5 separate regions of the Mus musculus genome follow, and regions 2, 3, 4 and 5 are each linked to region 1. A link is a loop called in an ENCODE intact Hi-C map of the cell type or tissue named here. Cell type or tissue: left cerebral cortex. All regions are shown on one strand. Region 1 holds the start of Fam155a (family with sequence similarity 155, member A). Region 2 has its middle 46 kb from the start of Lig4. Region 3 overlaps Fam155a (family with sequence similarity 155, member A). Region 4 overlaps Fam155a (family with sequence similarity 155, member A). Region 5 overlaps Fam155a (family with sequence similarity 155, member A).

Evidence for each region. A loop is a pair of places that touch in the nucleus more often than their neighbours do. Peaks named below come from ENCODE experiments on the same cell type or tissue, not always from the same donor. Only the 100,000 strongest peaks of a DNase experiment are listed, where the experiment ranks them.
Region 2: a loop joins it to region 1, with 4 times the contacts of the local background. A loop is called at or near these places in 6 of 42 quality-filtered maps.
Region 3: it touches region 1 in a loop (8-fold over the local background); 6 of 42 quality-filtered maps call a loop at or near these places.
Region 4: it touches region 1 in a loop (4-fold over the local background); 5 of 42 quality-filtered maps call a loop at or near these places.
Region 5: a loop joins it to region 1, with 2.6 times the contacts of the local background. A loop is called at or near these places in 5 of 42 quality-filtered maps.

The regions. Positions count from the first base shown.
Region 1 is chr8:9,769,582-9,774,581 of GRCm38, reverse strand. Fam155a (family with sequence similarity 155, member A) reads left to right here and starts at 3,559. Exons shown (of 3, transcript NM_173446.2): 1 at 3,559-4,505. The coding sequence starts at 3,564. In left cerebral cortex, CTCF peaks have their summits at 1,908 and 4,111; DNase peaks (open chromatin) are centred at 3,045, 3,815, 4,539, 4,676 and 4 more places; H3K4me3 peaks cover 3,187 bases; H3K27ac peaks cover 2,951 bases.
Region 2 is chr8:9,928,044-9,933,043 of GRCm38, reverse strand. No RefSeq gene overlaps it. Among named protein-coding and RNA genes, the nearest start is that of Lig4, 46 kb to the left of the region's middle. In left cerebral cortex, a CTCF peak has its summit at 4,786; DNase peaks (open chromatin) are centred at 102, 2,748 and 4,158.
Region 3 is chr8:9,231,173-9,236,172 of GRCm38, reverse strand. It overlaps Fam155a (family with sequence similarity 155, member A), which reads left to right. Exons shown (of 3, transcript NM_173446.2): 2 at 3,068-3,239. Among named protein-coding and RNA genes, the nearest start is that of Gm39128, 66 kb to the right of the region's middle. In left cerebral cortex, a CTCF peak has its summit at 2,670 (motif pointing left); DNase peaks (open chromatin) are centred at 475, 916 and 2,650; H3K27ac peaks cover 609 bases.
Region 4 is chr8:9,347,039-9,352,038 of GRCm38, reverse strand. All of the region lies in intron 1 of Fam155a (family with sequence similarity 155, member A), which reads left to right. Among named protein-coding and RNA genes, the nearest start is that of Gm39128, 180 kb to the right of the region's middle. In left cerebral cortex, a CTCF peak has its summit at 3,063 (motif pointing left); a DNase peak (open chromatin) is centred at 3,069.
Region 5 is chr8:9,330,628-9,335,627 of GRCm38, reverse strand. All of the region lies in intron 1 of Fam155a (family with sequence similarity 155, member A), which reads left to right. Among named protein-coding and RNA genes, the nearest start is that of Gm39128, 170 kb to the right of the region's middle. In left cerebral cortex, no CTCF peak of the experiment used is centred here; a DNase peak (open chromatin) is centred at 2,650.

The sequences.
Region 1 (5,000 bases):
TCCTCAAGTTGAAGGTATTTGTTGATGCTGTTTGTTTGCTTGCTTTTGGTTTGGGGGTATTTTTGTTTGTGTGATTCTTCCCCCCACCATTCTTCAAAATGAGCTTTCTGCTTCCTAAACCAAGACTCCTGGATCCCAGCCACTGCTGCTAGTAGTGTCTCAATCCTGGTCTCCCTCTATCTCTGCTTGCAGGCCCTGGAGCACTGCAGTGCATCAAGCATCACTCAGCCAGTATGTGTTCTCCATCTCCTGTGTCTAGGCTGGCTTGCTTTTCTGCACTCTTTGAGTGGTCCTCAGACAAGTGAAGTCTCCCAGATTCTCCTCCCTCACTCTGGAACCATCACTGGCTAGCAAATGAGGAAATGACTGCCTTTTGCACAGTCACATCCTGCAAATTGTCTCATTTTTTTTAAAAAAAATATCCAATTCATGAGAAATGTTAAAAGAAAAAGCCCAGGTTGTTCTAAAAATAAAGAATGAACTATTTATTACAAGATCAAGTATAAGCATTATTGTTTTAACTTAGTGTTAAGCATCATAGAATTATTTTTGAGATGTAATTTAGCTACATCTGCATAATAATAAAGCTAAAAATAACAAACTTCTTCTCCTTGTTGGAGAAGTATAATCTTTTAATTTCACTTATTGTGTTTCTTCTATCTCCCATCTGTATTTCCTCTTCAGCTTGCATTGAGAGGCAAGCTACTCCTTTAACCCACCACTAAAATCCATGCGTCTGGACTCAAATTAGCAAGGCAGCAAAAGAGGGTAAGGAGTATGGGAAAAATTGCTTATTACCCAATAAATATGGTTATCATTTCAACAATCAGCATTCTAATATGCCAAGATAGTAAATATCATAGAACAGAAGCTTTATCACCTAAGATAAATGAGACACAGAGGCGGTGAAGAGAGCAAACAGGGGTTAGAGTTGCCTTTGGAGTCATTTGGAGTATTTTTGACAGAGTCTTGTCATGTTGCATCAGGCTGGCAGGGACCTGCATACCCAAGTGACTTCCCCAGCTTCATATATGGAATAGCTTAAAGTACAGGCACATGCTACTGCGCCTGGCTTGGTTGTGACTTTTACTTTCCAGTTATTTGTGTTTAATTCCTATAACACACGTGCCATTCCTGTATAAAATGATCGAGGGTATACATAATACCCACGTGTGTATACTTACACTGTAATGAGACTCTGTAGCTGTGGGGCACCACGCCTAAGTACAGAGAGCTTCCTGATGGGCTGGCTAACAAACAATATTTTATTGAAATTAGGGTTGGAGAAAAAAACCCGACATAAATCAAAAATTCAAGAAAATGAAACCCAAAGTACTAGAATGTACTTACATGACACATTAAACCCTCACCTGGCATTTCTACATATACCAGTTGTCAAACTGAACTCCATTCCTAGTGGCCATTACGGAGAGTTTCACATGTATGCATACACAGGATCTAATTTAAATATGCAAAATTACTATAGTGAAAGGAATGATCTCAACTTCCCGTTTGAAATTCTCCAATCCTTCTGTGTTCCCAGCACCCACAGCTACTCTGGTAGGAAAACAAATCCTTTTGATCCCTCCTTTTGGTTTCTTAGGGTACTTGTTTAGGATTCAGGGCATCTGGTAAGCTCTTTCGAATGTGCATTGGCTTGGGGATACAGGGGAAGAGAGTGACATGGTGGCTGTTAAGAGTGCCTGGAGGCCAGAGAGAGCACCTGGCATCCTCTGGTCTGGTGCTCTGGGCTCAGGTAGGGACCTGGGCGGTTTGCAAGAGCTGCCCAGACCCCAGGAGACTGGTGTTTGCTCCTGGCATCCCCACCTTGTCGGTTGGAAATCAGGGGACCCCAGGTTTTCCCAGTATGTGTCTGTCTTTTCCTTCCTGGAACTCCTAGAGCCAACACTAAGGGGCACCAGAGCCTTGGACTGTAGTGCCAGCTTGGAGGGCGCTGCGGAAGTTCCAGCGCAGAGGAGCCCACCCAGCGGGGCTGGGCAGCAGGCACAGTGAGCAGATGCCTCAGGGTCTTAGGGGTCCTCTGCAGGAATCCTCCAAGATTAGGGCCCCCACTCAATGCTGGTGAGGTGTACTGCAGTGCTGGTGCTTCCCTGGAGCGGGGAGACCTTTTGTTGCCGCTTACTTTGGAGGAGAAAGCGTGGTCAGACATGGAGTACAGTGTGGTCACAGCTGCAGCACACACACAGTGTCGGTTAAACAGCACCGTGTAGGCAGACACACAGATGCACACACCCCGCATCCTTTCTGACCCATAAAACCGATTTAGGACAAAACCCAAACGCAGTGGAGCTCTCTAGAGACTCAAAAAGCGTTCAGACTGAGCCTGCAAAGTCACCTCGCCCCTCCTCTAATCAGCCTCCTCTTGCAGAAGATTGTCTAGCGAGGGAAATGATACCCAGTCCCTAGTCCCCAACAGGGACCTCTTAGCTGCCCTCTGGTGTCTGGGACTTGTCCCCTAGACAGCGGGGTCCTAAGGAGAAGCTGAAGACCCAGGTCAGCAGCCTTGGCCACTCGGCCCACGTCTTGACTCTGAAATAAAAAGTGGGGAGGGATCGCAACCCCTGGGCAAAAGCCTGGGTGTACAGGACCCGGAGGGGGCGGTGGACAGCGGGTCTTCAAGCTGCCGGGGCGCGTCTTCGTCCTCCGCCCCGGGCCAAGCTGCTGTCACTGCACCAGGATGGAGAGACCTCGGGGCGGGAGGAGATGACGCAAAATCCAGCGCTCCCCCCAAAAAAGTGTGCCTCCAGGACGAAGATGGCGGCAACTTAGCCCGGGGACTGAAGATGACTGTGGCCTCGGGAGGCCCAGAGCAGGCGACTCGGCCCCCGGCGGCGCCCGCGGGCAGACCTGCAGCGGCCGCGGCGACAGTCGGAGCGCGGGGTGGGGGGTGGGGGGGAGGGACAGCCCCGCCGGCGGCCGCCCAAGCTCGGGGCGCGGGGAGAGCCAGCGCGAAGTAGGCGCGGGAGGCGGAGGAGAAGCCAGCGACGGAGAGGAAGGAGGAGGAAGAGGAGGAGAAGAGGAGGAGGAGAGGAGGAGGGGAGGCGCTCCGGTCGCCGTCAGTGGGCAGCAGAGACGCGGCATGCCCCTGGCAGGGGAGAGCGGGCTGTCCTCAGCTGGGCCATGGGGACCCGCGCGCTGACAATGCCGGGGTGATAGGAGCAGCGCCAGCCACCCAGCCACCTCCACCACCATCACCTCCCGCACTCAGCCTCCCCACCGGCCAGCACAGCACCAGCCTCCGCGTCTCTCTCTCTCTCTCTCTCTCTCTCTCTCTCTCTCTCTCTCTCTCTCTCTCTCTCTTATTGTCTCCCACTCTTCAAGGGATGGGGTCGGCTGATGCTTAGGTCGGAAGCAAGATCTTCCTCCAAAGTATGGTAATATTTATGTAGGGAGAGAGAGAGAGAGAGAGAGAGAGAGAGAGAGAGAGAAGAAACGGGAGGAGGGGATACGGAAATTAAACCCTTTAAGTCAATGCATATTGTGGTGACACCGGCACAGGAGCCCTCACGGTGGAGTCGGCCAGGGCTGTGCGTTCCCAAAATATGACCAGGGGTGCTTGGATGTGTCGGCAGTATGACGACGGCTTAAAAATCTGGTTGGCAGCACCCCGGGAGAACGAGAAACCGTTCATCGATTCAGAGCGGGCTCAGAAATGGCGACTGTCTCTGGCTTCTCTCTTGTTTTTCACAGTCCTGCTCTCTGATCACTTGTGGTTCTGCGCCGAGGCCAAGCTGACCCGGACCCGGGACAAAGAGCATCACCAACAGCAGCAGCAACAGCAGCAACAGCAGCAGCAACAGCAGCAACAGCAGCAGCAGCAGCAGCAGCGACAGCAGCAGCGGCAGCGACAGCAGCAGAGGCAGCGACAGCAGGAGCCCTCCTGGCCCGCGCTCCTGGCCAGCATGGGGGAGTCCTCGCCCGCCGCCCAGGCACACAGACTCCTCTCCGCCTCCTCGTCCCCCACCCTGCCCCCCTCCCCGGGAGGCGGCGGCGGCAGCAAGGGCAACCGAGGCAAGAACAACCGGAGCAGGGCTCTTTTTCTAGGAAACTCTGCCAAGCCGGTGTGGCGCCTAGAGACTTGTTACCCCCAGGGCGCCTCCTCCGGCCAGTGCTTCACCGTGGAGAGCGCGGACGCTGTGTGCGCCAGGAACTGGAGTCGGGGGGCGGCCGCGGGGGAGGAGCAGTCGTCCAGGGGCTCTCGGCCAACTCCGCTGTGGAACTTGTCGGATTTTTACCTTTCATTTTGTAATTCCTACACACTTTGGGAGTTGTTTTCGGGGCTGTCCAGCCCCAGTACTTTGAACTGCAGTCTGGACGTGGTGCTCACGGAGGGCGGTGAGATGACCACGTGTAGACAGTGCATCGAGGCTTACCAGGACTACGACCACCACGCTCAGGAGAAGTACGAAGAGTTTGAAAGCGTGCTGCATAAGTACTTACAGTCGGATGAGTACTCGGTGAAGTCCTGTCCTGAGGACTGCAAGGTAGGCACAGCGGGTTCCTTTCCCCTTCGCTGCGGCTTTTTTTATGTTTGATTCGTTTATCTGGCTCCGGTTTTGTAAGTTTAATCATTGTTTATCTGGCTATGAGAACTTGACTTTCTGATGGAGTTGGGGACAGCTGGTAGGTTGCTGGTGGCCTGATGCCCTTCTTTTCAGAGCTCTTGGTACATCAGGGAAGTCTATCTTCTAAGATAACAAAGTCAGGGCTTGAGCTGTTTCTTCGAGCTTCGCAGTTGGCGCATACTATTCCTTTCAGGGAAATAGAGAAGGGACCAACACACGCAGGTAGCCAGAGGGAATCATTTCTCCACTTCTAACATAATCAGGTTGGTTGGTCAGAGGAACAGAAGAAAGTGTAGCTGTTAATGTAGGGAGGAAAACAGTCAAACGTACACATTTTGTGGGTTTTATGGGCTAGCTTTCATTCTTTAGTAAGTCTGAAGGCCTGTTCTCTTTAAGCTTCCTGTTTTCTCTTAG
Region 2 (5,000 bases), 160 kb before region 1:
GCATACTTCTTTGCTCTGTCAGCTCAGAGGGCATAAGAGAATTAGTGTGTCCCAGCACCACAGAGCATAGCTAGTTTCAATTCTTGTTGCCAACAAGAGGAGCTAAGGGCTTCTGGGAAAATGGCCAATTCCAGGATCAGTGCAGGAAATAGGTGGAGCATCTATTGGAGAAGCAGAGTAAGTGCATGTGGTGGTTTGAATATGCTGGCCCAGGGAGTGGCACTATTAGGAGGTGTAGCCTTGTCAGAGTAGGTATGTCATTGTGGGCATGGGCTTTAGCATCCTACCTGCCCAGAAATCAGTATTCTCCTATTTTCCCTGAGAACAAGATATAGGACTCTCAGATTCTCCTACACCATGCCTGCCTGGACACTGCCATGCTCCCATCTTGATGATAATGGGTTGAACCTCTGAATCTGTAAGCCAGCCCCAATTAAATATAATGTTGTCCTTTATAAGAGATGTCTTGGTCATGGTGTCTGTTCACAGCAGTAAAACTCTAACTAAAATGGTGCATGAGGGTATCAGAGAGACCCACAGCAACGGGGCCACATCCAAAGGACAATGGAGAAAACACAAAGGACAGTCAATTCCAAGGCTGGGGCAGTTGGAATCATAGAACATAAAGTGTAAAATAGATACTTAGCATCATGCTAGATGTGCATAAATGACTGAGGATGGAAATACATAAATAAAAAGATAATTTTTCATACAGAAGCCTGATTAATTTTTGGAGAAACAAAGATCTTCAGGTAGAATTTTAATTATTTTTAAAAAAAATCAAAAAAAATGCTTAACTGAAAAAATACTTATCTTTAATTTCTCCTGAAGACAGACTTTGAGAGGCAGTTCCCTTACTAAGTCAAAACTTGCAAACAAGCAGTGGTTAGTGGGACATCTGGGTAATTTACTATCAGACTCCTGGAAGATTCCACCCAGATTCAAGACCTATGAAGTTTGAATAAGTACATTTTTCCCTTGTGACATGTCCCCAGACCTTTGCCTGTGGTTTGCCTACAATTCCCACTCTGGCTCATGTGTGAGGCAGCTGCCCTTTTGCTGCTGGCACTATTGAGGGAGATGGTGAAGCTTAAGGAGGTGGACCCCATGATGGATGTTTTTGGTTGTCAACTTGACTACACCTGGAATTAACTAAAACCGAAATGGCTGGGTGAACCTGTGAGAGATTTTTTTTCTTCATTAAGTCATTTGAAGTGGGGAGATCCACTTCTTATCTACATCTTTGAGTTGTGAAGATCCATCTTTGATCTGAACTATACCTTCTGCTAGAAGCCTATATAAAGGAGATTAAAAGAAAGAAGCCTGCTTTCTTTCTCTTTGCCTGTTTGCCCTCACTCTGGCCAGCAACTCCATTCCTTCACTAGCATTAAAGCTTACTTCTTTGGGATTCTGATGGATACTAAAAACCAGGAAAGCCATCCAGCCTTGAATACTTGGTCCTTCCATTGTTTGGCAGCCATTGTTCGACTAGCTGGACCAAAACCTGTAAGCCATTCTAATAAATCCTTTATCTCTATCTAATCTAAATCATCTAGGTAGCCATGTATCTACGAATTATTAATGTATCTATCTATCTATCTATCTATATATCTATCTATATATCTACTCTATAAATTGTTTCTCTAGAAAATCCTTGCTAATATAAGTTCTTACCTGGAGGAAGTAGGTGACTGGTAGAGATAATTGCAGAGCTCACACATGGCCCATCTTTCCTCTTTCTGCCTTCTGTCCTCCATGAGGTAGAGGGCTGCTTCTTTTTTGCACACATGCCACCATTGCATTTTGCTCAAGTGCATGAGTCCAAGCTGCCATAGCTGCTTGTGAGACACTGCGGAAATCACTTTTTGATAAAGTGTTCTCATTTGGTGTTTTGATCACAACGATACAGAAGAAACTAATACAGTTCTCAATACTCATGAATTCATCTTGCATCTTTTGCCTTTGTTTTTTGTGTTTCTGCAACTATTATACTAAACTGTTCTGTATCTTATTTTTAAAACATACTCCGGGGGTCTGTGGTAAACATAGAAGGGCATGTTAAAGAGGCATTGATAGATGCAGGGCTGCTTTCCTGATGCTCACATTTCAAAGGATGACTCCGTGTTTCTTGAAAATGACAGTCCTGAATTGCAAAACCAAGCTGGGGCTTTGAGAAGATTTACATCAATCAGAGGGGACAGAGGAAGTAGCCTATGTATGCACTCTGAGAACAGTGCCTGGGTACTGAAGTTCAGTTGTATTTAGGAAATATTGGGCTGTTTAAGTTGGGATCTGTGCTTTGTAGCCATGGGTGCATCTGACATTTCTAGATGGCCAAGAGAGCAGAAGTGAGTCAGGGGTTAGGCCAGGGCATGCACAGGCTTGAAAACCCTGATCCAAGGACTAATCTGTATTCTTTAAGGAGTCCTTGAGAGATTTTACACTTGGGAAATAGATGATCAGGCTTATAAATTAGCAGAATAGGGGAAAAGAAGGACTGATGCGGCTCAGACAGGGCTATAGAATAGTAATCGGATGCAGAGAGTCTTCTTGTTCACCACTTAGAGCATGTGGGTGTTTATTATTCCCACTTTCTCATGTTAAACCAAAGACTCCACGTGTTTAAATTCCCTCCCAAATGTTGTAGCTTCAGTACGTGTGGGCACTTTTAAGCTCAATCTGTCTCCCGAGAAGTCCAAAACTCACTTGGCAGCGAGGCTGCAGAACCTGTGTGGTCGCCAGACAGTGTGTGGGGTTTGCAGTGTAGGAGACAGGGTGACAAGTGAGTGGTACCCTGGACATATGCCACCGGCATGACTGTGGAAGACGGCAAAGCCAGCCAGTATTAGTGTCATCTGGCTGAGGATGGACGTCAGCTCCTAAAAGCATCCTCCTGGCCCACACCAGCTGTGTTCGCTTTCCTAGATTGAGGGAGACAATTCATATAAAAAAACTTCACTCACTGTGGGATCCTCAGAGTCAAAGGCTAGTACATTAAGAGAATAGACATCGTTTATAACTCAGTTTCCACTTAAAATATACCGGGGTAGATTATAATGCAGTGGAGTCCCATCATGAATTATTTATAAGTAGAGGAGTTTCTTCCTGTTTTATAACTGCGGATTTCCATAATTTGGAGCTGTCTGTGGATGACTCTAAAGCAGTCTGTAAGATATTTTTTTTTAAAAAAGAGAGAAAAAAAAGGAAATGGTTTGAGAAAATATCGGCTTTCATGCGCATTCCTTAGAATATTTTGTATTTTAAGTTAAGGAAGACTCACTTGAAGGCAGTATTGGATTTGATGGGTAGAAGTGTGGCATGGAGGAGCCTCAGGTCCTGGCTCTAGTGCACCCAGGCTGTGTCATTCCCAGGGCTTCACCCTACCTGGTGTTTGTTTCAGGCTGTCCCTGGCATTACTCTCCATGCTCCGTGACTGTCCCAACCCATCTTCACATAGCTGGAGACTTTCCTTAGCCTCCCCAGGCTCCAATGCCCCCATTTCATAGCTCCAGAAAGGAGATGACTACCAGGGCTGAGATCTATGTTTTTGTACGTGTGTGTGTGTGCGCGCGTGTGTGTGTGTGTGCGTGTGCGTGTGCATGTGTGTGTGTGTGTGTGTGTGTGTGTGTGTGTGTGTGTAACTCCGCGCGCTGGGCTTGGCAGCACATCTCTTTACCTGCCGAGCATCTCGCAGGCCCCAGGACCTCTGCTGATCCGCTGGATACTGAGGATCCAGGGGATGCTCTGTTTTATGTGATTTGTTCAATATTCCCATTGCCCTTCATTAGACTCCTTTCTTTATGTTGTGTTAGGTCCCTTATAACCTTTTTTTTTTCACATGGGAATCATTTTTGTTTTATTTGTTTACTGACTGTTTTTCCTTTTTATTTTAACAATCATTTCTTAGGTGGTACAATGTTACTTTTTTTTTTTTCTATGAACGTTCTCCTTACAATTTCAAATTAAAAAAAAAAAAAAAAACCGCCCCAGAAGCTAGAGAGATTGCTCAGTGGTTAGGAGCACTTGTTGCTCTTTCAGGGAAGTTTGGATCAATTCCTAGCATCCACATGATGGCTCACGATCTCCAGTTTCAGAGAATTCCACACTCTAGAAGAATACCCTTCATGAGCAGCAGGCGTTTATGAGATGCACAGACCTGCATACAGGCACAATATCCATTCCAGTAGAATTAAATAAACACACACACACACACAAACATGCACATGTATGTGTGTGCACACGCATGCATATGCACACCCATGCATACACTCATGTGTGCACATGCACACACCTAGACTACACAGCAGCACTGAATGTATGCTCACTCATCAGTGTTTTTTGATTGCACAAGATTCTCTTCATTGGTCTGTTTGAAAGTTACGCCTTCATACCTTTCCAGCACATTGAGGGAAGTTCCATTTGAGTCAGAATAATCCAACCATAGGCTATGCAGAATGAGGATGACATTCTGCCATGTGGCATTTACATCCTTCCATGGGGGACGCATTTTTAAGGTGCTTACTTTTTGAAATGCTGAAGTGAAAGTAAAAGAGGGACGCCGTTCTGGAAATATGTGTCCTTTCTGTCACCTCCAAGTTGTTGATTCCTCAGAAAGATTTCAATTCCATTATGTATCACCAAGTATTATATAAACTGTCACTTTCACTTAAGTTCTAATTTATTTATTTGTTAGTTAAGTTTATTTATGTGTATGCTTTCTTTTTTCTGTGTCCTCAGTGAGTTCTGTCTCAACTAGATAAATTTAGATTCTCTTGCAGTGATACCTTTTAACCACGTGGAGTCCTGACTGTGGGTCATTTACAGAAATCAGATAAAGGAGCCAGATACAGAGCACCTAGCTCAAGGCCACAAGTCTGAGAGATAATCATGATAGATTGTGATAATATTGCAAAGCAATACACTCTCATAAGCAAGTGACCACACACTCCAGATGTTAAAGAATATCTGCTATTTCAAGGTAGACACTAGGCACTAACTGT
Region 3 (5,000 bases), 540 kb after region 1:
GGTTGCTAGCACCCACCCCTTGATGGTATATTCTCAGGCAGAATCCATTCTTCCTAGAATAATATTCAGATTTTTGCTAGCATTTGTTTTGAGCTGTTTGTCTGTTTGTTTGTTTCATTTTACTTTTCAAGTCATCTTTTGCAGACTTACAAAATTGCCTTTCCTCCCATGCAAATCTTTTTTCGGTTAATGCTGGAATGTTCTAGCAAATGTCCTCGGTGCTTGTGTTGTCTGTTTTATTGCAAACATGTCCGCACAGGGAAAAGATAATTCCTTCCTTATATAAAACCATTCCCCTGCTTTAATCTCTCACATTATGATAAATATTTCTTCTCTGTCCTCCCTTATTTTGTTTCCTCCTCGTGGTTCCCGCTGCTGATTCTCAACAGATGCCTGGGAACAGAAATGTATTTCTCAGATGGGAGCTTTCTATGGCTATCTAAACATTCACGTTCACCACAGAACTGAAGGGCAGGGAAGCTGGCTGCATGCGTGCTGGCTCACTGTGGTGGCTGGAGGGCTCTCGCGCGCGCGAGCGCTCTCTCTTCTCTCTCTCTCTCTGTCTCTCTCTCTCTCTCTCTCTCTCTCTCTTCTGCCTGGTGATGAGAAAAAAAAAACTCACTCTGCTTTGGCCGCTCGCTCACTTCTTGAGGCAGGAACAAATATCTGCAATGGGAATGGGATGGAGCAAGAATAAAAATGGGTGCATCTCAGCTGGATCATGGCAAGGGAAAGGGTGCAAAGGATATGTCCATATCTCAGAATGCATCACTCAGTGCCACCCCATGGTCTGTGGGTGGAGTGGGGATGTAGACAGGTCATAACCTGACACTCAGACTTACGGATCTGAAAGGATATAAAGCTGCCTGAGGGTGTAGTTCAGTTGGTGGCATGCTTGCCTAACGTGAACAAGGCCCTGGGTTCTATCCCTAGCACAGCATAACTAGATATGTGCCATACTGCAATTCCAGAGAGATGGGGGCAATATGGTCATCCTTGACGACATAGTGATTTCAAGGCCAGCCTGGCACTCTGTCTTAAAAAAACAAAAAAGTGAATAGCCAGTCGGGCAGGACTGGAGACAGAGTGGTGCCCATGGAATCCCTGGAGCTTTTTCTGTATGTGCAGAAAGAGTCTTTAAAATAGAGCAGACCATTGTAGTCTAAAGACTACAGAGCCCCGTAAATATTCAGTGAGGGCTTCCACTAGCATGCAGTTTTATCACTAGCCTGTACATACGAAAATGCCCACTTGCTTCTAACACCTAGCAAAGGTAATTAAAGCCAGAAATCACAAAGCGCTTAGGGCACCCAGACACCATGGCTTCACTGACATCATAAATGCTGTATCCCCTGTCGGATTTTGTCACACTGGTATAGGTTGATCAAAAAGCGTCCCCCACTGATGCTTTACCCCAAGTGCAGTTTAGACACCACTTCTCTGTTCCTTCTTGTGAAGTTGATGTTTCTGCCCCTTATTCTGTGGTGTTAGCTGGTCCACAGGACACCTACCACCCTGGGAGCCCATGGCATACTTGGACTTGCCAGCTGAAACACAAGGTTTCTCAGCAGCCTCCTTGGTCATTGTTATGTTAGGATTCATTCGAAACTCCATGCACACAGGCATAAAGTGATCAGGATGATGGTAAATCATTACTGACTGCAAGAAACGCTACGTTGGCCATCTATAGTTATTAATAAATTTCATATTCATCTTTGCTGCCTTTAGAGACCTTTTCTTCAAAGAATAAAACGTGATTTTTGTGAAACTAATAAGAAATTGTGAGGTAATCCCAGAACAATTAGCTCATAATAAATGGGCTTTGGTCAGGTACCCGAGTCAAGTTGTTTACAGTTGTCTGAAAACCCTGTTAACGGCCGTATGTTTTTGAAAGCATTTTCTGATTAAGCACAACATAACCACTAAAAACAAAAGTCGGGAAATCTACGGATTTTGGGCTTTGAATTCTAAAACTTTCTATTTATTTCCGTACTTACTGTCCTCAAGAAATATGTGATCAGTCAATATATTCTAAATGCCAAGAATCGGGGCTGAAAAAAAATTTAATTTGCTAGGAAAATACATAAATTTGTTAAATACGTTTCATTTTCATCCTAGTTTATATTTTATTCATGTACATTTATTGCTAAGCCATCCATTTTTCAAGGTAGAGTATAATGGATGAAACATTAACTAAATAGTATTATTTACTCCTAGAAACTAGCAGAATCCACTGTTGCTAAAGACCTGGAAAGAAACTGAATTTCACAGATCTATGCTGCTTTGTTTAAATTCAGACTTAGTTTACTTCACGGTAGGGGGAAGGGGCGAATTTTCAGTGCTTACTTCCCCAGTAATCACACAGAGAAAGAGATCAGTGAAAGCCACACAGTCAGTAGAGTCCATAAATACTTAGCGAAGATAGATTGCACTGGGTCAAAGGTCAACTGCAGGATTCTGGGGTAGGAACGACCATTCTTCTAATCAAATGGAGCAGATTATGTCTGATTTGTACTGAGTGTTTCCGTTTTCAGTGAGGTTTTCAGTGCAGTCCGTGTGAGTCACAGATGCAAACACCCAGTTCTTGTTGCTGTCTGCTGTGGGCAAAGCAAGCTGTAACAGCCCACATGCTTTTGCACCTTGCAGGAGTCCTTGCAAAGCGCTTCGCGCGCCACCTAGTGCCCAATCGAGGTATGAGAGGTGGGAAAGAGCAACTGAGTCTCTGCCCCACTGCAGTGAGTTACATTATCAGCGGGGCTTATTGTGTTCTTTACTTTATATATCACTGGATCCTAAAAACTTTAGAGTTGGTTCAAATGCACTGTTTTCCAAGAGTTCTTTAAATTAAATACCTTTTCCATTCTCCATAGGCTTGTATTCAATACCCTCACTGCAGGTACTCACAGCGGCATTCTTACCATGTGGAGCTGTAAAAAGCTCTACCCCAGTTGTTTCCGACCCATGTAAAACTGAAGCATGCTCTCTCCACCCAGCCTAATCCTTATTAAAAAAAAACGTGTGTAGCATCCCTCCACAGCTCTGATTTTTTTTTCTCTTTGTTTTTCAGATTGTCTACAAAGCCTGGCTCTGCTCCCAGTATTTTGAAGTCACACAGTTTAACTGCAGAAAGACCATTCCTTGCAAGCAATATTGCTTGGAGGTGCAGACAAGGTGTCCATTCATATTGCCCGACAATGACGAAGTCATTTACGGAGGCCTCTCCAGCTTCATCTGCACAGGTACAGGCTGGGTGGGGCCCTCCTTTGATCTCCATCAATATGTTGCTTCCAAAACCCCGAGACTGCCCAAAGGTATTTTTATGTGGCCTGAGCCCAGAAAAGCCTCCCAATGTGATTTAAACAAGGGTCGATGTCTCTATCACACAGCTATGCTGCAACCGAGACTCTCTGTGAATGTCTCCTGAGGATAGCTGCAGAGTCTAGGGGGAATTTTATCAATGACTCCTTCCTATTTTGTGATGAATGTTGTCACCGTATCTTAATCAGTATTGAGGACAAAAGGAGATGTCAGCCTGGATCACGCATGTACACACTGGGGCAAAAGAGGCCAGGACAGGTGATTTTTATATTTTCTGATAACAATATCTCCTTTATTTTTTTTTTGGCAAAGAATCGAGATGGGCAGGATGCCAACACCAGCTCTGGTGTCCAGAAACCCATGAGTGTTATGTAGTTTAGGCAGACAGAGAACACAGGGTCAAAGCTAAGAACAGTCTCATCCTGACAGGTCATTAGTGGGGAGAGCACCCTTGCTGAGCACGGGGAGTGCACCCTTGCTGAGCACGGGGAGAGCACCCTTGCTGAGTGAGCACGGGGAGAGCACCCTTGCTGAGCACGGGGAGAGCACCCTTGCTGAGTGCTCTGCTGATGTGAGCTCTTTGGAATTCACTTCTTTCCTTTCAGAAGAGGAGGGAAGACCCAATTTTAAAAAAACAATTTACTTGATTCATAGCACGCTTAACTTTTGAGTTTTAAGCATAAAAGTTAGTCTTAGAAAACAAGAAAATTCTCTTTGTATATTGGGCTTTTAAAAGCTCCACTGAACACCGGCAGGACCACAGAGACAGCCGCGTGAGTGAAGGTGCCTGCTGCAATTCCTGACTACCAGAGTTCAGTGTCTGGACCCAGATGCTGGAAAGACAGAACCCAGTTGTCCATGTTGTCTTCTGACCTCTACACGCATGCTGTGGACATACATACACACACACAAAATAAACTTAAAGATAAAAAATATAATTAAAAGGGGTCTAGAAAGATAGCTCGGAGGTTAAGAGCAATTGTTCCCACAGAGGACCTGGGATTGTTTCCCAGCACACACATGGTGGATCACACCTATCAATGACTCTGCTTCCAGATGACTCCGTGCCTGCTTCTGATCTCTGTACATACAAGACGTGCATGTGGTATACAGAAATACATGCAGACAAAACACTAATACACATAAAATCAATAAATAAAATAAGGACCAGTTGCAATGCTCAGTGTGACGATGTATCAAGTGGTTTGTGCTCATCGTGACAATGTATCAGGTGGTTTCCAGGCCCATGCTGTTCACTGTAACAAAGTATCAAGACACAGTCAGTGCCCTGAAAGTGCCAGCCCTGGTGAGCAGAAGGGCACTTCTCCCATCACACAAGCTGGCTTTTTGCTGGTGAACCACAATAACTATCCCCAGCCCAGGACACCACACATGCTGTGAAGATGTAGATGGGTTTGCATTTCATGACCTTCATCACCTCTTGGCCTCTACCTGTGTTTGCAGAGTTCTCTAGATGCCTTCAAGGCTACTGGAGGTAGCTTTCTGCACCTTTTGGCTCGTGGACAACTTGCATTTTAGCTGTGTTGGGTTTTGTAAAATCTGCATGTTTGTAGCTATAGTGACATCTCTAAGGAAAGGTGACAAAAAAGAACTCTGTCAGTGGCCCAGAAGACACTCAGAGCTCCTTGGAGGACTTCAGAGTCTCCTGGTGCTGAGCACTC
Region 4 (5,000 bases), 420 kb after region 1:
ACATTATGAACTAACCAGTACCCCTGAGCTCTTGACTCTAGCTGCATATGTATCAAAAGATGGCCTAGTCGGCCATCACTGGAAAGAGAGGCCCATTGGACACGCAGACTTTGTGTGCCCCGGTACAGGGGAACGCCAGGGCCAAAGGGGGGGAGTGGGTGGGTAGGGGAGTGGGGGTGGGTGGGTAAGGGGGACTTTTGGTATAGCATTGGAAATGTAAATGAGCTAAATACCTAATAAAAAATGGAAAAAAAAAAAAATACCTCTTGGTTTATTCTTCAAAGAGAAAAAAACAAAAACAAAAAAGAAATGAAACTTTTTCTGTTTTTATTCTTGTTTTTTAATTATTTTATTTTTTAATCATCCCCCTGTTTGTTTCCACAGAGAATCAAACAAAAGGTGTTTTTTGCTGAGCTCTGGGAGGAGCCAGGAACTTGCTGTCTGGTACATGCCAAGCCGTGTCTGATTAAAATAGGAAGGCTCAGGAAGAAGAAAGCAGGAGACTGGGAAGGTGGAACTGAGGAAAAGAGATCCTGCCTGACAAACTCCTCAGTGAGAACAGTGAGAAAAAGGCTAACTTCGCTGTGAAGGGGGGTTCCACAGACACCTGTGCTGTGTGAAGACTGCAGGCAAAGCACAGCCCAACCCTCGAGAAACAGAGAGGCCCAATCATTATAAACCTAGTTTGTCTTTTTTCTAAGATGCTTTTAGTTCTAAGATGGAAGCAGGCTGGCTCTTCGGGTACTCACTGAGAGCCATGGATGAGGCAGATATGAATGGGCACAGGTCAATGGGATGGCATGAAACCAAGCCATAGAACAATCAGATGAGAAGTGAGGGTTGTCTTAGCCTCAGCAGTCATCAGCCCATCACGACATCTACTCTTCTAGAAGGCAGTGGCCTAAAGTGTCCCATATCTGTCATCTCAATGGGTTTTTGTGTGTCAGGACTTCTGAGACCACTACCAGGCAGGTCTGCCATGATCCTCCACAGAGGTCATTATTGAGCTGCAGTGATCTGAAGATTCCCTGGAGATTTAGGGCTGGAGTACAGGGTGGAGAGGATCATGGGGAAGAGCTATGTGCCTGTTCTCAGACAGGCTCTGGTTTGCTGGAAGAGAAATTCAGGAAGATTGAGGCTAAAGCTGCAGAATTCTACTTGACCTGGCCCTGGAGACACACACAATCCTATCCGTGAAATCCAAGTGTTCCTCGTGTCTGCAGGATTCATATGTTTCATGAGCACATGGAAGTCCTGCAGGATAGCTGCTTTGCCTGTCTCCTTCCCCAGGTCCTTCATATTTTCCAATTGACTATATCCTTTCTAGACCTTCTCTAGAATGTCCTATTGCCTTTCTCTCTAGTTATTCTATAAGAGTTTGTCGGAAGGGATGAGCCACTTGGTTGTGAAAACTTGCAGCCATTTTTGCTTCTCCCTCCCATAGTACTAACAGCAGAATTAAATCATTTAAACATCCACCCTAAGGTTTCCATATATCGCCATTATTCTTTGTCTCCCCCCGGTTGATGATAGCAAGTGGAGCCCAGTAACTAATGACTGAAACTGGAAGAATTCCGAAGATAAAGCATTTCCTAATTATCTCCATGACAGATGTTTTCTGGATTGCTTTTTCTTCTTTAACACACATTAAAAAAAAAAGATATACTTTGGGATGTGACCAAGTGCTTCCTTGTTATTTTTGAGAACATGAGAAATATTGAAAGAATTCCCACTGCATCTTCATTAGCTTGGCCAAATAGAAAATGTCACGGAAAGCCTTTGTGTATTTAATGGTGTGCTGGGGTAGGAATGGATGTTGTCTCCAGCCTCCCAGTTGGCACGCACATGCACAATCACAGAGCCCATGCTACTTGTAATCCTTGCTGATTTATAGTCTTTGAATCATAATTGTTAAGACTGTAAGTGTGACATCCTATTTAAATAATATATGTTTAATTTATAGACATGTATACCTTCCAAGAAAATGAAATTATGACATTTGTATGCATGATTAGAAGCTGCACAAAGTATAGTTACTAAAAAAGCAATGGAAAGTGTGGTGTGGTGTGGTGCTACCAAAAGTACCTCCTGTCAAGCCTGCACAACAGGCAGATGCCTTTTCTCATCTAGATACTGTCAGTCTCATTATCTCAGGGAATAACTTAGCAAAGCATCATGCAAAAAACCCCTTCTCTGTTCTGAACGTATGGAAAGTAAGAGTCAGAGTCAACATCTGTGCCCAGAAGAGGAGGACACATCTTAGCACCTCGCTCTGTTTTCCTGAAGGTGAGCCCCATGATAATTAGAGAATCTCTAAAACTGATGTTGCTGGGTATTACTGAAGTTGTTGGCTTTCACATACAGCTTCTCTTCCAATCCAACCTGGAAACATCAAGAGATAAATTATGTTTCGAATTTTGATACACTGTTTATCGGTTCCCTGTTGGACTCTAAGGGAACAGACCGAATGTTCTCTAGTGTAGTTACACAGTTGTAGCAGGTAAACCTGCCCCTGAAAGCAGCCCCATGATCTCAGATGAACTTAGAGATGGATTATTCTTCAAAGACTGCCAGGGATAGACATGGCTGGAGAGGTGCTGCTTGGTTTTTGTGGGCTGGAGCAGAGCAGGGTTTTGATGCCAGTACAGAAGGTCAGGGCACCATGAATACTCCTCTTTGTTACAAAACTGTGCGAGAAATATATGTTTTAGGGAGCCATAATAATGTTGCACAAAAGTAAATATCTGAATATAATTTAATCACCTCATCCAGAAAAAGACAACTCAAATAAGGAAGCGTTAGAGGACAAGAGGAAAATCTGTCCCATTTTAAAGTATCTTAACCACAATATTAAATGTATTGAGTGCATGGGATAGGTTTTACAAATATTTTATGAATGAAAAATGCAATACAGTAGTTACACAAACTTTTGAGTTATAAATTTAGCCTTCTTCTGTGCTTAGCAGATGAAGCTGGCTCTTCTCAGTTAAAACCACACATGAAGAGTCAGACGAAAATTTTACCTTGGATGGGGTCAGGGTCAGAGATGGTCATGCTGCCCCCTGGTGGCTATTTCAGAGACCATGCTGAGGCTCAGAGTGACAGGCGAATAGTCCCTTCTATGGTCAAAGGGCTGAGTCTTGGGCATTTGGAGAGATAGATGCTTTAATTGGACCTGTCTAGAAGAAATGCCACTAAGCCATCTGGTTGATTCCTGTGAGGGTCCATCCTCCCGCTGCTATGGGAGAAGCGGCAGAGCACAGAGAGTTAGGATTGGAGAGCGACATCCTCTCTCACTGGAGTGAGTGGCAAGCCATCCCTCAAGTGTGTGCTCTGACTGGTTCCATCGATTCCATCCTTAATCAGCAGTCTGCCCTGGCCTCTCCTCCTCTCTACACACTCCCATCTTTTGTTAACCCAGTTCCTCTCCCAAGAGTCCAAGTCCAGATCTACTTTTCGTTTACAAATCCTTAAAAGTTTATTCCTTGTAGGTATTATACTTATGTTTGTTTGATTTTTTGAGATTATAATTTAATTACAACTTTTATCCTTTCTTTATCTCCCACCAACACTCCTCCCCCCACCCCCATCCCCTGCTTGCTCTCCTTCAAATTCCCGGCCTCTTATGTCACCAATTTTTACTGAATGCATGTGAGTATTTATACATACATGTCTATTTCTAATTATAAGCTGTTGAGTCCATATAACGTTGCTTGTGTGAATGTTTTCAGAGATGAGCTTTGGCACTGGGCAGCCGGTTGATGCGCTCTTCCATGGGGAAGGTCGCCTCTCCTGCTCTTAGCTTTACTATGCTCGCTGGGTTTCCTTGTGTAGAGTCAGGGTCTCACGTTTCCTGCCCTGTTTGCTGTGTTCATTAGTGTCGATCAAATTTCCTCCCAGATCCTTCCCACATCCCCACTCATCCAACTCCACTCCTTTCTCTCTTTAAAACTAGACAAAACAAACAAATACAAGCAAACAGCAAACAAACCACAACAAACCTTCACAGCTGCCTGTAGGAAAGCCAGGCACGCACTGAGCTGGTGACTGAATGGCAGAGATGAGGAGCTAAGAGGCAAGTACCTAGTCATGGTTCCCCAGTGCAGGCAGACTGTAGGGAAGGCATAGTGCAGTGTGCGCCTTTGTACCGTTTCAAACTTGTCCATTAAATCCATAAGCACTATGATATGTTTGGGGAGACCTTTCCAAATAAACTTGCTACCCGTCTTTCTGTGGGGCAAAGATAGAAAGAAATAAAGTCCTATAATTCACGAATGATGAAAGGCACCTCCATTCTGTTTGAATGCTAAAATGACACTCTCCAAGGTCAGGCTGTCAGGCAGCAGGAATCTTGTGACAGATTGTGCCTGGCCTCATTTCCATATGAAAGGTAAGCTCCTTTACCTCTGTGGAAAGAAATTCTGGCTTTTTTGCTTCAAACCCATTTCACTATTTAAACTCCTTTTTGTTGTTGTTCAAAACATGTTGGAGCATTGGGCCCACATGCCACAGAACTGGCTGTATTGGGTGGCGAGAACACAGCAGTTTAGTGTGTCTGCATATCAGAACCCTTAGTACCCAATCCTATGTGTCTAAATGGACAGTCAGGGATGGTCACGGAAGGTGAATGTAGATGCAATGTACCCATACGGAATGTTTGTACAGAACACTTAGTCCCACCTTAGTTCAGCCCAGCTGAACATTGGGCAGGTGAGGCTGGAATGCTTAACATTCTTTCAGGAAAGTGGCTCGGGACAGGACTGCTCAGTCCAAGGCAGAGCCAGACTTTCAAAAAACAGTTTCAATGTAGGTTTAAGCTCAGGAAAGTCTAATAGAAGCATGGTGACACAGGCCTGGAACACATTGGTTTTGGCTGAATTGTGTTTTCCCAAACGGGTGCATTGAGTCATTGATCCCCAGAATGTGAAACCTCATTTGGAGATAAAGTCCTTGTAGATAATTCAGTTGGTGTAAGGTCATTAAGAAAAGCTCCAATCTCC
Region 5 (5,000 bases), 440 kb after region 1:
GTGAAATGCTACAAAAGCCCAAAGGATACAATGTTTCCATACAGTCAGCACCACTAATGTTACCTTCCTTGTTATCTGATAAGGTGATAGTCACGGCCCCTGTCCACTTGCCCTCTCCTCGCTAGAAGCTGTGCTTTCTTGGGCTGGGCTGGGAGCCAACACGCTGATGCTCAGTGTGGGCAGATTTCAGGTGTCGTACTTTCTTTGCTGTTGCTGGGCAGATTTGGGGTGTTTTACTTTCTTTGCTCTTACTATAACAGAGCCCTTGACATAAGTGACCCAAGGAAGGCAGGAGTTATTTTGTTCACAGCTTGGGGTACAATCCTGCAAGGCAGGAAAGATCATGGCAGCAGGACTTGGTAGCTTTTGGTCACTCTGCATCCAAAGTTAGGAAGCAGAAAGAAAGGGTGTCCTGTCAGCTCTCTGCTGTTTATGCAGCACAGGGCTCCAGGGCTCAGAGTGCTGCTGCCCACATTTAGGGTGTGTCTTTCCACATTAATTAACTTAAGTCTAGAAAATCCCTCAAATGCCTACCTAGAGATTTGTTTCCATGGGGATCCTAAATCCCATCAAGTTGACAATCAAGAATAGCCGTCATGTGATGGAAACAGCACTCGTTTCAACCCCTGGCTCAGGCACTAGGGCTCAAGTGCACAGGATGCTCACAGTTCTTTATCTTTGAGGGCAGCTTGCAAAATCTCAAGTCCCAACTTGTGTACACACAAACAAATGCGCACAAACATATACACACATACATGCACACACATGCATGCACATGCTCACATGTAGATGCACACGCACATGCACTCACACACATACATGCACACGCACACATTTACATGCTCACACACATACATGCACGTGCATCTATGCTCACATGTTCACATACAAATGTACATATGCATACACACACATATACACGTATACCTGCACACACACAAATATGCTCTCACATGTATATGTATACACATGTACATGCTCACACTTGTGAATGTATGCACACACATGCACACATGCATACTCACACAGGCACACACTCACATACACACATACACACATTAACACACAACCACTCATACATGAATGTACATACACACTCACACATGTACATGCACACACACATACACACAAACAAACACTTCCAAGAACATCAGCAGTTTGAGCCTGCTCCCTTCCTCGACCCTGAATGCTGCCTGAGTTAGCAGCATCACTATCATTTCTTCAATCAGAACAGAAGAGCGCCACTGTCAAAGCCCAGGCAGCACAGACAACAGCCTGGTGCTCTGTTCCTACTGGGCTTCGGGGGCTCCACCATTTCTCTCCTACACGAGACTGTTGCTGTTCCCTTTTGTAAGAAGCATCGCGAGATTTTTAAAGTGCATGAACCTGAGTATAGACAAAAACACCGGGCAAGTTTTAAATTTATTCTTCAGCTTCCCTTCCTAAAGTTGAAGGAGTAACTCTACAGCATGTGATCCCATGGAAGATTTCACTGAGAGCAACGGGATCTCTGGGAGAATATTTCTAGATAAACAGACTTTATCTGGCAGAGTGCTGGGCAGGAGGTGCGGGCAAGGGCTCTGGATGGAAAAGGCAATATTGAGATGAGGCATCCGGCCAGATGGGGAGTCCTCAGCCCTGTGAGCTAATTGTCCTCGATGAAAAGATGACACTAGACTTCAGTTTTACCAGGGTGAAGGACATTATAATATGCATGCTCTGAAATTTCTACTATGGAAATGATTCCCTGTGTAATAATAATATCCCTCTGGAAAAGGGCTGCTATTTTTTTAAAATCCGGAAATAGCTGAATTCCGTGAACTCAATCTGCTATCACATTAATTGAAATGTAATGAGGGTATTTATATTTAATTTCCTCTAGGTGCTTATTCATAATTTTCTGAGGCATTTTTAACTTCTAAGCATAACTCCATAAACGAAACATTGGTATGAATGAACAGAATACACTTCCTTTATTCATGACAACTTGAATGAAAATAAATATACAAAAATAAAAACACATCCTTTTCTGAATTATTCATCAGTGAGGAAATCTCTGAAAATTGGACCACACAAGTTTCTGAGTAGCAAGGGAGTACCTTCTTATCATGAATAAGAGCTTGTTCCCACTCCTCCCTGGAACAAGACAGGAAGGTGTTGATGGCTTTTGCTTTGATTTCACTTTCTTCAGTGCTGGGGTCCCTGTGTGCAGTGAGTTTTGTATAAGCCATCCACCCCTTCCAAGATCCATATATTTAATATACTCTTCTCAGATATGGCCTGCTCACACTGATTCAGTTGATTCGGTAACTGAAAATTCACCTACTTGCCTTTGTTGCCAGCAAGGTGTTGCTCATTGCAGGACACCATGACTCAAAGTCGTCTTTAGAGCAAGAATTGGAGACCTGATTCCCCACACCTTCTTAGTCCAACTTCTCTCTGTTGTAAGCACCAATCCTTTCTGTGGCTTCTTTTCCATTTGATCTGCTTCTTGATGATGTCACTGTTTGTGTGGCCCCCAAGTGTTTTTTCAAGCCCTCTCAGTGTCCCGGAGCTCAGAAAGGCAGCCATATACCTCATGGAGAAAATGCATTAGATAGGAAACCTTTCTTCAAGCAGAGCTCTGGGCTCTTGGCTGGAATCCCTGTTGAGGAATGAACACTATGCTGTCTCAATCACTGTGAGTCCATATGTGCAGATGCCTGAATGCGTGCCAATGTACAGAAACAATCTTTACAGTCACTCATCACCTCTGGCTCTTACAATCTTTCTTATCTCTAAGCCTTACAAGAAGTGGTGTGTGATATACATGTTCAGTGTTGAGCTGGAAGGCCCTATTGCTAAAGATACCATATATGTGGATCATAAAACATAGACATGAAGCTGGCACAGACCTGGAATCTTCACCCATACTGTCTAGCTTTCGTAGAGCTGGTGGGTACTGCCTATCCCACTGAAGGAGAAAAGTAACCACAGGTCTTACCCAGCTGTGATCCTTGTAAACTGCAATAATAACTAGCCTGGTAAGACATGCCCGTGGTACAACAGACATCGTGGTAATAACCCATTACATTCTGGTTCAACTATTACTCCTCAATGTGGAACCCATACCTGACACCATTACTGAGGCCAAGGACCTGTGGCTGGACCAGTCAGAGGCCCTAGGGGAACTTACTACTATTATTTTGCTTAATAGGCATAATACCCAACTACTACCCATAGACTAGCACATCTTGACACTCAACAGGGAAGCTTCTTTGTTCTGCAGATGTTGGTTAACACAGAGAACCACAACTGGCCAGGGTGTAGAGAATAGGAAACTGTGGGTTTCTCTTTGATTCAAATTTAAATTTACCGTTAATTGCCTTTGTGAGGGAAATATTTGAGGACTAACTCTCTTTAGAGTGGACAATAAGCACAGAGCACTTAATTACTTTATCTCATGATTCTCTTATTGACTGATTCGATGTCTTTTGGATCACATGTTCTTCGGGGCTCAAGAGTTAATATCTGGGGACATATGAAATTATAGTGTCTAGTGAAAACATTTATAAACAGTTTAATTCTCTTTTTTAAAATGTGTGATCCCTTATGAGTCTTTAAATTATGCATAATAATCTCTTCCGATTATTAGTTGAAAGAAAATTGTTTCTATTGTGTAAAAGCGGTTTCATGTTCTAATGGGCAATTAACTAAAAGTTATTGTTGTGCTTGATGAAGTGCAGAGAAAGAGCAAACTGTGGGTGGGATTGCAGTCCCGGCCTGGTTCATAGTGAAGCCTAAGAACATTTCAGGTTTCTTGGTTTTATGATTCTCATGTTCCAAAATATAAGAGAGATGATGATGAGTTGAGCCTTTGTCTAAGTTTTTACCACTCATGGAAATCCATGACTATGAATTTAGTAACTAACCACAGCACATGAACTTCGTCTTTATAATTTAATGCATATCTATCTATCTATCTATCTATCTATCTATCTATTTGGCTGTTTGGGGGGGGGGGTTGGCAGAGTCTCACCCAGTATTCCTGCTTGGTCTGATACTAGTAATCCTCCTGCCTCAAAATTAATATCTATGTCTTTATCTATATCTATTTATATCTCTATATACCTATGTAGGTATCTATATATTTATTTGTATATCTATATCTAGATATAGCTATATTTATCTATTTGTATTTCTATATCATCTATATATTACCTATATATCTCTATAACCATATATGTAAATAGATCTAGATCTATTTATATATCTATATCTATATAAACATCTAAACATATAGGTATAGATAAGGATATATAGAGATATATACATATATCTCTCAATATAGCTAATCTATACATCTAAATATATTGTCTATATATCTAATCCATATATCTATATTAATTATATATCTATACACTTATATACATTTATATATACTTATATAACTATAAATGATTTATATATCTATATCTATATATGGATATATATCTAGATATATTTATATCTAACTCTTTTTCTATATATATCATATATACTTATACATAGTCTCAGTGCTGAAACTACAGTCTTGCACCACTACACCGTAAGACAAATCATTTTTATTCATGAGTAGATTGTTTCAGTGTTCAGAATTATATTACTGAGAAAGTAGGGCAAAAATATTGGTGAGAGATTTCTCATTTATCTCTCAAATATTAAATATGAAATACAAATATTTTTGACTCATCACCATAAAGTTAAAGCTCCTGGAGTAGTATTCATGATTTTTATATAAAACTGATTTGAAACACTTTATAGGACATGAATATTTACAACCATTGTAGTCTTTGCACCTCATAATTATCACATTATAGGTAATCTATACAACTTTGGGCCATCTTCAACTTCTATTATTTACAGTACAAGTTAGAGTTTACCATTGAAAGACTCATCAATAGAAAAAGTATCAATACAGAAACAAGATAGGAGATGGCATAGTGTTGTATAACAGTGAAAAACCATTGTGTGTCTGGAAG